Regions from separate parts of the Homo sapiens genome. Here region 2 is linked to region 1. Evidence: chromatin contacts called from ENCODE Hi-C or POLR2A ChIA-PET data. All regions are on one chromosome and are shown on one strand. The core of a region is the stretch at or near the end of the contact, and the rest is flanking DNA. Distances in the headings are between cores, read along the strand shown. Region 1 overlaps SETBP1 (SET binding protein 1). Region 2 overlaps SETBP1 (SET binding protein 1).

Region 1 (6,343 bases), core at 2,391-4,890:
TTAAAAATGAAAAATTACATAAAGCAGCACCCAGTATGCCAGCCACCCAGGTGATCCTCACCGTATCCTAATTCCCTACCTTTCTCCTTAAGGTCGGCTGTGGCTGGCACTTAACAGATGCAAATGGAGGTGTGTTAGGATTGGCCATTTCCTTTTTCACATCTTTGCTCTTGCACCTGCTCCCACCTGAAGTGCGTTGCCCTGCCACCTTTCCATGTGAAATCAAGGCCAAATGCAAGCTCCATCTTATTTCAACAAGCCCACCCTGACTGCTCTTGCTTCATTTCCCCAGTTTGATGCTCACACTTGACTGCACTCTGCTCCCACTGATGTACACATGTCTGCATGTCTGATTCTTTCACCAAACTTTAGGTTCCTTTAAGGCAGGGACAAAGTCTATCATTACATTTCACCCTTAGTTCCTAGTAAGTGGCCTAATGTGTTGTGGCTTGGCTGTTTAATTATCATCAGAGGGGTCAAACCAGCTCTCCACCAGGGTGGTGCTGCCTGCCCCCAAGACACCTTCCACATGGGGGGATCTAGCCTGCAGGATGGGGAATGGGGGGGTGGGGAACAGTGCAGGTTTTACCTTCTCCACCTCTCTTCTGCTGGATCCTAGCTTCAACATCACTTAAGCACCATTTTTGGCAGTCATTTAAGGAAGCTAAAAATTCCAGTTGAGCTTTTCTGAAGGCTGGAGGCCCTGGGGCTCAGCATGATTTCTTCTCTTTCTTGACCCAAACAAAACATTGTTACAGCAAACATGAAGTCTTTCCTATTTTTCACAAATGCTCTCCAGGCCTAACAAAGCTAGCAGTCACCCTCCTTGAATCAAAATAAGCATCTGCCTTTTCCTCTTTATCTCACACTTTCCCAGCATTTATTATAAGAATGTGATTATTTTGCTAGTTAATCATACATTTTTATTTAATGTTTTCTTGTGCAAAACCCTGGAAAGGATGCAAAAATATTTAAAACCGTAACTTTAGTCTTTAATATTGATTAAACACAGAGGTGCAGAAAGTACATATAACTGACTTTTATTCTTTTATGTTGTATATGATTGTTTGAAGTATAAATGATAAAATCCTAATAGTGTATAAAATCCTAAATAGTGTATAAAATCATAGGCAACATATGAAAAAGGGAAACTGAGTCACATGTAGCTGTAAAGAGGAGAGGGTCATTTTTACTGAGCTGATTTTTTTTTTGTTTGTTTAAAAAAGAAAGAAAAAATGGTCGGGTGCAGTGGCTCACACCTGTAATCCCAGCACTTTGGGAGGCCAAGGCAGGCGTATCACCTGATGTCAGGAGTTCGAGACCAGTCTGACCAACATGGAGAGACCTCGTCTCTACTAAAAATACAAAAATTAGCCGGGCATGGTGGCAGGCATCTGTAATCCCAGCTACTTGGGAGGCTGAGGCAGGAGAATTGCTTGAACCTGGGAGACGGAGGTTGTGGTTAGCCAAGATCATGCCACTGTACTCCAGCGAGAGAGAGAGAGAGAGAGAGAGAGAGAGAGGACGGAAGGAAGGGAGGAAGGAAGGAAGGAAGGAAGGAAGGAAGGAAGGAAGGAAGGAAGGAAGGAAGGAAGGAAAAGCCCTCTTAGAGGAGATGGACCTTTGTCTCTGAAGCAGTAATTCTTGTATCACAGACCACTTTGATAGCAGGAAGAAAGCCAGGGCCCATCTCTCTAAGGAAATATATACATCTATAGATTCACACATACTTACAATTTCAGGGAGCCATGGACCTGATGAAGGCCATCCATAGCCCATGGTTCCTAATTTAAGACCCTCTGAAGAACTGATAGCACATAGAAATAGTTTAGAGAGAGCAGCAAGAGAGAAGTGATGAAGTCAGAGATGGAGCACAAAGTGGGAAGGCCATTGAGCCTAGATTCCCAGTCCAGAAATCTCACATTTGCCTTCTGCGATCCCACTTCTGTAGCTCTCATCCAGGCTATGGTAAGTCCATTGCTGGTCAGTTGTCGTGGGGATACTGTATGCAAACTGAAAAGTGTCACTGAGAAAATTTCTTTATTCTTTTGCAGCTCCTCACAGCCAGTGACCTTGCAGCCAGTGACCTCAAAGGATTTCAGCCACAGGTAAGTTCCACTGATGCTTTTAAGAAGTTTGGAAGAGTAAAATGATCCAGAGTTTGGTTGTCAACAAGCACCTTTGGGGCCAGGACAGAAACCCGAACCTTGGATTTCTAGCTTCTTTCCCTAGCTAACTGACAATGACCTGGTGGCTTGCTCTCCTCCTCCAGCTCCTCTCATTCTAGCATGGACAAAACCACCTCTTTCTGCTCTTTCGTTCCTAATATTCTATAGGAGAAAAATATATAGAGATCAAGATGCTCGGAATGTTAAGTGTTGGGGATTCAGCTTAGGAAAGGGTTAAACCAATGGCGGCAGAGGGTGGGTTGGGTTTGGGGTTCTCCCCTGCATTTCTCTCTTTTTGGACAGGACACTCGCATGTCTGTAATCTTTGCGGCAAATGCCTCCTAGTCAAGGCCTGATAGCCAAGTTAATCTCAGACTCCTGCAGAGGCAGACAGTTGAGGTTTGCTGATCTTGGTCAGGAAATGGGCCACTGTTATCTCTGGCCAGAGTGGTGTTTGGAGGTTACTATGGGCAAACTGTGTGAGGATGTAGGCAAGGGCTTTCTGGAGACTTTTTTGCAGGGGTGAAAATGGACATCATCCTGCCTGTCTCTGGAAAAGGAGTCCACACAAAGACACATACACACAAATCTCAGCTATACAAAAGCCCTTGTGTGCTCACATAGAGCCTGGTGTAGTTAGAACATGTACATAAAGAAAGATCAATCCAAAGGTGATCATTAAGGGACTTGGCCCCTGCCGCTGTCCCCCTTGCAAAATGAAACTTTCTGTCACCCTTCAACTCAGTGCCTGCCTCAAGGTCTCACAGTGCTGTACCTTTGTGGGAAAATAAATTATAGCTAACGGCAGCGAACTTCCAGGGGTCGAGCAAATATGTTTCTAATTGCAGGAATTTCATGTATTTGGGCACGTTTTCTTCTTTAAAGGTGTTTCACATCCAGGAGCCCACTGCACCCTCCCTACCCTTCTCCCATGTGAGCCACATCCTGTGCGCACCCTCTCACTGCTGAGGAACCTGAGGACCCAGTCCTGATGCACAGTGGCCCCAGATCACACAGAGAGCTAGGAACAGGTGACAGTGGGAGGCTAGAGGAAGAGAATTAACAGAATCAAGGGCCCTGTTGGTGAGAATCAAAGATAGATTCGCACACCAGTGTGGGGTGTTGTCATCTCACCTTGTTAATCCTCCTGTCTGGAAAGTAGTGAGTTTTTAGACAGAGATGGCCAGTAAGCCTTTTTTGTCAACCACTGAAAACCTTTAATTAATTACTTTTTCACATATTTACACAAACTTCCAGTTGGGCTAAGGGAATGTGAAACAAAAACAAAAGAAAATCAACATTTACCGCCTACCCCACCCACCTCCACACCTACACTCATACATGGTGGCAATTCCAGGTAAATATTTTGTTTTAATCTGAAAATTTATAACATTAAAGGAAATTGTGTGGTGCTGTTTTACTGCTTGAAAAGGACACCCGGTAGAGACTGAGTTTATTGGAGTTGTGTGTGTGCGCGTGGTTTTGGCATGGTTTCCTTCGGAGCTGAACACGTTCTCTCCGTGTTTGTTGACCTACACTTTTAGATATTAGATTTAAACTAATAGAGCAAACTTTCCAGTGAAGGAGAAGTTAGCTATATTTGAGGTTCGTGCATAACATTTGAGGGCATTATCCTAGAAAGGCAGCTTCCAGCCTCCCCCACAACCAGCCCCACAGCTTCCAGTGCAGATGGCTCGCTCCTCTGGTTCTGTTCAGCCCTTCCATGTTATTCCATTTGCGTGTCATCACCCTGAGGCAAGAAACATAAATGCCTATTTTTCACTCCTCAGGATGCCTGTTCTTGAGGCCAGGAAGTCCTGGGAAACTGGTGGCCAGGGTGTAATGCCCAGATCAAAGTTAATTCTCTAGTGAAAGGCCCAGATGTGTCTCGGGTCAACAGCATCCTTTTGGGTGCTTTTTAAAACAGAAATAGAAAGCTGTCCACAGGCATTGCACTGCCCCCTCCAGCCCCACTGCACCAAACTGCTGGCTTCTGTTGTTATTTTTCCCCTTCTCTCTTTGGGTTTCAGATGAAACTGAGTCCCACACAATAATGCATGGGTGTGTTCCCCTCCAAGACCCATCATTGACTGTCAGGAGGGGACTCACTGAGGACCCCTCCCAGGGATAACTATCTGTCCTCTCAGCTTTTGCATGGTGCCCACTTACCACTTGAATGTAGAGGTTTTCTGTTTGTTTTTCTTGATGCCTGTTCCTGCTTTAGACTCTTAAGGAAGATAGTTACAAAATCTTTGATGATTTTGAAAGTGTGTAGAGTAGTGACTGTATTGAGCTGGCTTTTCTGTTGATTTGTCTCTGTCTTCTCTCTGCTTCCAGATAGAGAAGAGGAAGGTAAGGAAGTGATTACCTACCTTTCTCCCCATGGTTATTGGTTACTAAAAATGCGATGTTCATTCCTGGAAATAAACACATGACTTTTCAGGTTGAGCCTGAAAGCCCGTGTTTTCTAGGGTATTGTGTTTTAGCAGGTGGTGATCTCCCCAGAGGCTGGTGAGCCTGGCCTCCGGGCCACAGGGTAGAGCTTCTTCTAGAGTCAGGCCTGGTGCTGGTAGGCGGTACTATTCTCAGCAAGTTTTAAAGGCACAGATGGAAAAGCTTCTGAAATTCACACCTAACCCACCCTGACTCTTCTACCTCCAAACACATCTCCTTTTACCTTCTAACATCCTGTTCTTGCCTTTTGAAGCAACAGACACACTTGAGTACCCTCCTTTCTAAGTCTTTGGGTTACTGGAAATGAGAACCCTCACTTCTTTTGTCTGTCTGGTCCCCTGCATTCCTAAGAGGAATAAGAGCTGACATCTAATTTTCTTTAGTAAAAGCCCAAAAACCATATGCTTTCCTCTGCATTTTTCTTTTATGCTTTTTTCCCTCTAATATAAAAGTTGTAAGTGTCCATTGTAGAAATTTGGAATATACAGAAAACCATCAGAAAGAAAATACCCTATCATTTCACCTCAGAATCATACACAATGACATTTTGGGGTATAGTCTTCCGATCTTTGTTCTACATAGACACACACATCTGTTTTTTTTTAATGGTAATATTTTATATGCTTTTTTGTTACCTTATTTTTTGTTGGTTTGCATGCTTTCCACAACACTGGAAAATCCAGCAGCTAGCCATGCTTGCACTAGTTGTTAGTACCATCATTCATTTACTACCCCCTCTTGCTGGACAACCCATTCCTTTTGCAGGCTGAGATCTCCAGGAGCAATCCAAGGCAAACGCTGGCATCCAGTGCCTTCATCCAGGATGCAAAGAGCATTCAAGGCTTCTTGGCATTTATTTATTTACTTTTATTTCTCAGTTCCTACAAGAATGTGCAGGCTGCTTAAACTTTGCAGTAAAGTGCCTGTGGGTGATGCCCACGTGCTTGTGCACATGCTTACGAGGTGGGGGAATGTGGTAAGGAAATAGCCATAGCATGGGCACCATATTCAGACTCAGGTCCTGCATGCCCAGCCACAGTGGTGGAACAGTGATGTGACAACGAACGTCCACCACAGAGGAAAGCACAGACTAAAGGATTTGGTCCTCACCTGCTACATAAACCCTCTGTTGTCTCAGAGAATAGGATACTTCCTTTAGGCAAAATGGAGTATTATTTCAAGTGTGGGGCAAGTGTAATGGCCACCTATGAAGGGTGGCTGTTTTTAATGAGTTTCTAAAATGTCAATTGCTACTATGGTCAAGGGCATGCTGTGGTGGAAGATAAGAAGAGAGTAAACAAGAACACATAGGAAAACATGTTTTAGTGCAGAGAAAACAGAACTTTCACTCACTTAGTTGCCATTTCATTCAACAGGCATCCATGGAAGACCTTTCTGTAGGGCTCCCAGCTATACACAGACCCTTCCCCAGATGTTGACAATTCTGAAATGTTCTGCCACCAATATTAGCTTTGTGACCCTGACGAAGTTACCTAATGTCTTTGATCTTGATTTACCTTATTAAGCAAAGGAGTTGTGCAGCTTATTTCACAGAGAGTATGGGCATTGATGAGACAATGCATGTGAAAGTAGCATTGTATGCCTGAAATGCACAGTGAGGTATTGTTTCTTCCATTAGAGAAGTGCAGAATAAATTAATTGAAAATTCAAATGTAGAAGAAATTATATGTCTATGGAACAAGCAGGGAGGTCGTCCCGGC
Region 2 (6,343 bases), core at 2,803-5,302, 54 kb after region 1:
TCAATTTTTGCCTTTGTTCTCACATCTACTAAAATATTAGTAATAATTACAGGAATATGGTGTAATTGGAATAGCGCTGAACTGACAAGTCTGAGGCCTCGATTTCAGTCTTTATCATTAACTACCTGGATGACCTCTCTGGTTCTCAGTTTCTTTATTCATAAAAGGAGGTAATCAGTTTACATCAATTGTAAGCACTTTAATTCTCAAATTAATCTTCAAATTCTACAATAGTTTTGTTCTTCATAAAGTCAACCATTGATTTAGGAGGAAATTCCTAAAGTCTACTGGCAGTTCAGTTGTGAAGAACCTAACTACAGTGTAATAAATGATGCTTAAACTCCCAGACCAGCTAGTACAACTTACAAAGACTATTTGAAGCATAAGGTAGTTGAACTCTCATTCTGATAGTCCAGCAGTCTCCAGAATCACTGACTAGTGGGTGTCAAGTGCTGAATTTCTCTGAGCTTAGCCTTATGAGCCCTGAGCAGGGGGCTGGACACTGCCTGTTGGAACTGGGTTGAGGTTCCAGTGGCAGTGGGTCTTAGATCATCCATGTTGGAGAGGCTAAAGGCAGAGCAGAAGGGAAGCATGGAGTTCTCCCAAACGAAGGTTAGCGCACTGGGGGAGACCCATAATCAAAAGAACAAAAATACTTTGCTTTCAGTAGTGCTTTATACCTTTGGAAATGCCTCTGCAATTTTTTTTTATCATCATAGTCAGTGCAGATGTCATTGCTTGGATCTGCGCTAAATGTTGTAAGGGATCTCCTCAAAAGATTTACAGTCCAGGAGGGAGGGCAGCAGCAAGTAACTGTACTGTAAGCCTGACTGTGCTAAGCCCTATAGGATATACAGAATGAGTATCGTGGGGGCCCAGGGGACGGAGGGATAAATGTCAGCATGAAGCTTTATGAAGGAGGGGGCATCAGAGATGGCTTTTCCCAGCTGGAACAAGGCAAGCAAGAGTAACACAGCAAATGGCTTTCCAGGGCACAAGGAACTCCACAACTCATGTCACAGGCATGTAGGATCTTTTGTGATGAGAGTGGTTACTATGACCCATGTATTTCCAGACGTCAGATTAGAAGGACCAATTGGCCAAGCTTGAGGAATTTGAACTCTATTCCTGAATCAGAGTAGCCACAAAGATGTATAAGCATAAGAGATACCCAAATATTCCATTTTGGTTACTTTGCATGTAAAAATAAAATAAAGTGGCTTGAAGTGGTTTCCTTATTCTCCAAGTGCTTATAGATTAGGATAGTAAGGAGCGCATGCGCAGGAAGAGATGGAAAAAATATGAGTTAGCTCTCCCAGTATCTCATTTCTTTCTCACTGTGTAAGCCATTCTCATGCTCATTTTATATATAGGCAAATAGAGGAATAGAGATTTTGGTAAGTAAGTTGCCCCAAATCTCACATGTAGTAACCATAGAGCTAGAGCCAGAACAAGAACTTGCACCTGCAAAATTGCAAAACGGATGGTCTTTCTAATAAACTATATTCTGGTCATGTCCATGAACTTCACTGAGGTTCTAGGAAGGGAGATGTGTTCTGCTGCATCCGTTGTTACCATGTGAGCTACAGTCATTGTTGGAATGTAAAGTGTTGGTGTTGCAAATTACCTTTATAAAGAGCTGGAGTAATTATCTCCTGCTTCCTGCTCTCCCAAGTCAGTGGGGTTAGAATCTTAGTTTTGTGTGGCCCAGTTAAAAATCTCTTTTCTCCAGTTCTTTGGAGCAGCTGTTGAGAGGACAAAGGCCCCATTTTAATGACAGAGTTTTTCTTGCCTAGCTGAAGTGATCACTAGTGAGCAGACACACAGCATTGCTAACCTCTCATCTCTGGGTGAAGTGTCTCTCTCCTTTCAAGCTAAAGGGGCACAGCATCTGTAGCAAGGAAATCTAATTACATGGCGCAGGTTCTAACTTAAGATGGTGTCAGTTGTAGAATGCTGGAGAAGCAGAAGCATTATGATAGGCACTTACAGAGACCACTGTATCCTCCAAGGGATGAGAAGAAGAGTGTCAGGGACCACTCTGGGAGATAACTAACACAGAGCTCAGAGATTCCACAGGTTGGTTCTCAAACCATGGATTAACCTAGCCTTGAAAAGAGCCGCTTGGCTAATTGCATCTGCCAGCTGCCATGTTGGTTACTACGTTGCAAAGAAGGATGGTGTCATGATATTACAGATCTCTAGAATAGCAGTACTGACAGCTTCAGGGATCACCTCATCTGACCATATGGTTTTATATTTGAGGAAACATAGAGAGATGAAGTGACTCACTGAGGGTCAAAAAAATATGACCTTCTGGGCATTTGAAGAACATGGAACTTCCCTTGCATAAAAGGTGTGAGTTTCATTCAGCTCAATTCCATTTGTGTAACTTTAACTCCTTTCCTCCTGAGCAACATGACTGAGTATTCCATAGGCAGGGGACAGAATTTCCATTTAACTAATGAACAAACTGAAGTCAGGGAGTTTAGACATGTCCAGAATCACCCAGAGATCTAACATTGTATTGCCTGGATAAGCAGGCAAGTCTCCTGATGTTGTTGAGTCTTTGTAGAGCATTGATTCACAAGCATTTGGCCATTTACTTGGGAAAAATTTGTCCTATGCCAGCCATGTTCTTTAAATTAATTATCTCCATGGCCAAGAGTATGCATTTATGAGCCAGCTGAAAAGTCAGGGTTATTCCATTTGGGGGAAAAATTAAGTAGAATTAAGCAGTTAATACACCACTGAGCATGGAAGCTTCAGCATTGAACATTAAACAGTTATCTTGATACACTTTGCTTCTCTTCCATCTATGGACATGATTGATTACTTAACCTCCCCTTATGACTGGTCAAAGCTTTGAGAATTGGTTGTTATGGAAAATGAGCTATGCAGTACATTGAAACCCACAACTTTCATAATATTCCTCCTGACAGTGCCCTAATGCTACCTGGAGGAGTGTGTGCAGTCTAGAAGACACAAGATAGCAGATGCCCATGAGAAAATGAGCCAGCATGGTGGTTGCTTAAGGGTAAAGAGAATGAGGTGTTGAGGTGCATTTGCAGAAGTCCCATGGCTGCCAGGGAGACCCACACTCCAGTCCGTTTTTTTTTCCTTCTCTTGCCAAATTTTCTGCTTTTCAGAAAAATCCCTACAGTCATCTTTTTATTTGGCTGTAGACAGACACAAACAGGAAAACATCAAGATGGCCCAGTTGTAGATGTGGGACCCTTGAGACTGTGGCTTCCGTTCAGCTTGCACTAAGAGGGCAACTGCCATCTAGTTAATAAATGATGCCAGGTTGGGGGTTAGGCACTTTTGTGATTCTAGTTCCCCAGGCTCCTGTCACTCTGTCCTTCCCTCTGATAAACAGGCTCTGGGATCAGTGAGTCAGATGTCATCCACAGCCTAGGGCTTGGTGTAGAGTCAGTGCAGGGGAGCTCTAGAAGAAATGGCTAGAGAGGGAAAATGACCTGTACTGTATTTAGAGCTTTGAAGAGTGAAGTTTTTACTCCATCTTTAATCCAAAATTAAGAATAGTTGCATTTTAGTATTTATAATGGTACAGCTGAGTAGAACTGTGTATACCCTTTATCATATTAGCCACTTTATTATTTATTATATTAATGGGGAAACTGAGGTTCAGAGGAACAGTGAATGCACTAGAAACCAGGTTTGTTAATATGCTTTTCCTACCATGCCCCCTGTGCTTTGAGTTGCCTTTGCATTCTAGGAGTCAAATTTGCTAATATGGCAGAGGATGGGTTTATTCAGAAGAAATCTAGAAATACACCATAGACCCTAGGGTTGTTTCCATGCCAACTCACCTGATTATTTAGTAACAAATAGACTCCCAAACCAAAGTACATTGCTCATCCCCCACCCTCAACCTTGGGGATAACTGATTAAGCTAGATACCCCATTAGCAAATCACCTCCTATGTGGCATCAAATGTGTTCCCAGATGGTTCAGAAGAGCATAGTCACTTTTCAAGATCAGGGAGAGCAGAGCAGGACGGCAGTTCAGGATAGGCGTGTCCAGCTTAGGCAGCCTCTCTCCATGTTCCAACCATGCTCTTTTTCCTTCTTGATCCTGTGTGAGTTTTTTTTTTTTTTTTTTTTTTTTTTTTCACGAGAATGAGCTAAATTTTCCAGGGCTCGTTTAATGGCTGGGAAAGTTGCTACAGTTCTGCCTGGATTTTTTTTTTTTTTTAAACCACAGCGCTCAAGCTGTTGGGTACATACCCATGAGGCAGTAACCATAAAGCTAAGAGACAACTAAATCTTAGTTCCATCTCCAAAAATGTATGTTTTTTTTTCACCCTGAAAATTCACACATAATAAAATACTTAAGAACCTCCTTTCATTTCCCCGTATAAATACAGGGCTGCAAGGGAAGGAGATTGGATCCAAGAAGAGAGGACAGGCTGTAGCCTGCACCAGAGCTGGGACCCACTCAACTCACAGACTCACTGCAGAAAAACCAGGCTGGATAGTCAGGCTACTTTTATGATGGGAGAAATGACTATTTTTATAGCACACTAAATAAAACCTGCTTTTGGAGCTAGAAGTTTACTGCCAGAATGGGGAGGGCTGTTGTTTTTGTTTTCTGTTCTCCTTCCTTTCTCCCAAACCCTCCTTTTCAGCTGAGACAGGAAAGGAAGGTAGTGAGTTTTCAGGAGTCCTTAGAAAGTCTGTAGAAATAATATGATTTTAAAGATTATACTAAACATTATCCTAATTTATCCCAGCATCTCATGCTGATTTTACAGGGAGTACATTCAGCATTCTTGCCTTTCCCAAATCATTAGAAGAGTTCTCTCAACCAAGCAATAACAAACAACAGCAATAACCTCCATTTATATAGTTTTTTTTGGTTTCCAAAATGTTTTCACATCCATTAGGACTTCAGGGCAACCTGGAGAAGCCGGGTGATCAATTCTTTATTATAGAAAGAAGGAGTGATACCCAGAGAGGTTAGGTTACTTGCCCAAGGTCATGCCACTAATTAAGAGGTGAGTGAAAAGTAAAAAGCAGATACATTAAATAAAGAGCAAATAAAATTAAGACCCTCAGCTGGGAAGGGGGAAGTTGTTGGGGACATTACAGTGAGGGTAAGGCAAGGCTGAGGCATGATTCTGAATGTAGATATTACATTTTATTTATTTTTATTTGTGTTTGAGAGGGGGGTCTCACTCTGTCACCCAGGCCAGAATGCAGTGGCATTGTCATAGCTCACTGCAGCCTTGAACTCTGGGTTCAAGTGATCGCCCCACCTTGGCTTCCAAAAGTGCTGAGATTACAGGTGTGAGCCACTGTTCCTGGCCGAAGTGTCGATATTATGGAAGGTGGTTTCTGTTGACCTGCAGCTGCAACATGCCTTTGTCTTAAAAGCCTTATGCCTGGTGCATAATTATCAAAGGCTGGGAGAAAAAAGGCCTAATACATCTAAAGCTTCCATAAGGCCACAGAAGAAAGCTTTTCCCTGCATGATTTTGTCTGATGGTTAGTGCTGCATCATCAGGAAGTGCCGCAGAAAGATGTTTCCCTGACTGGGGATGCAGTGTCCTCGTGGCATGACACAGTGGTCCCTCAGGGGCCCTCCCAGCTTCCTCGTGCCCCATCTCTTCTTGGATTCAGGGAATTTCTGAATGCCATTCCCAGAAGTGCCTATCCCAAAACATGGTTAAGCTAGTGGATCAAGGAAAGAGGTCCTCAGAGCAACTGCCAATAGGGCAGTGATTAGAAGGGCAGGTGTCTGAGAAGGGGCCTGCTTAAGAAGCAACCAAAATCATCCACACCAAGCTGTCTAACCAGAAATGCTCAAGGAACTGATTTAAAAACAAACAAACAAACAAACAACAACAACAACAACAACAACAAAAAGAAATTCTGCAGGAGATAGTCAAGCCATCAAGCTAAGCAAAAGCTTCAGGTTCAGGTCAGTCTTTCCTTGGAGGTCGGTTCAAGAATCCAGAGCTATTGGGAGAGGTTCTATAGGTAAGAAAGATTCAGCAAAGTGTATGGGCTTGCCGGGTGCCCAGAGGCTTTATGAGGGTGCTTTTCACATGTCTCCTGATGGAAGGGCTACTGTCAGGGAAAGTAGGAGGGGTAGCTTGAGATTGGAGACAGGAGACTGTGGCTCAAGTTCTGGCCCTGATTATCCATTTGAGTTTAAGCAATCCATTAGTCTTTTAAGACTTGATCTCTTCATCTGTAAAATAGGGTCTCCAACGTCCTTCACAACTAAGATTTCATATATTTACAAAAGCACCATGTCTCGTCTATAGTGCCACCGAATGTATATGTTTGTTTAATGAATGATTCTCTGATGAAGA

What was found. A loop is a pair of places that touch in the nucleus more often than their neighbours do. ChIA-PET counts read pairs that join two places held with the same protein, here RNA polymerase II (POLR2A). Pooled maps may share reads with other maps.
Region 2: POLR2A ChIA-PET joins it to region 1 with 18 read pairs in BJ. The contact joins two enhancer-like sites. A Hi-C loop is called at or near these places in 1 of 50 pooled maps. POLR2A ChIA-PET finds 5 or more read pairs at or near these places in 5 of 52 experiments (BJ, GM12878, HEK293T and 2 more).

What each region holds. Positions count from the first base shown.
Region 1 is chr18:44,867,176-44,873,518 of GRCh38, forward strand. SETBP1 (SET binding protein 1) reads left to right here. Exons shown (of 6, transcript NM_015559.3): 3 at 2,055-2,108. Among named protein-coding and RNA genes, the nearest start is that of MIR4319, 100 kb to the right of the region's middle. Within about 2 kb of position 3,641, at least 2 of the 41 ENCODE cell types and tissues checked have a DNase peak (open chromatin) inside an H3K27ac peak, as active enhancers do.
Region 2 is chr18:44,920,901-44,927,243 of GRCh38, forward strand. All of the region lies in intron 3 of SETBP1 (SET binding protein 1), which reads left to right. Among named protein-coding and RNA genes, the nearest start is that of MIR4319, 46 kb to the right of the region's middle. Within about 2 kb of position 4,053, at least 2 of the 41 ENCODE cell types and tissues checked have a DNase peak (open chromatin) inside an H3K27ac peak, as active enhancers do.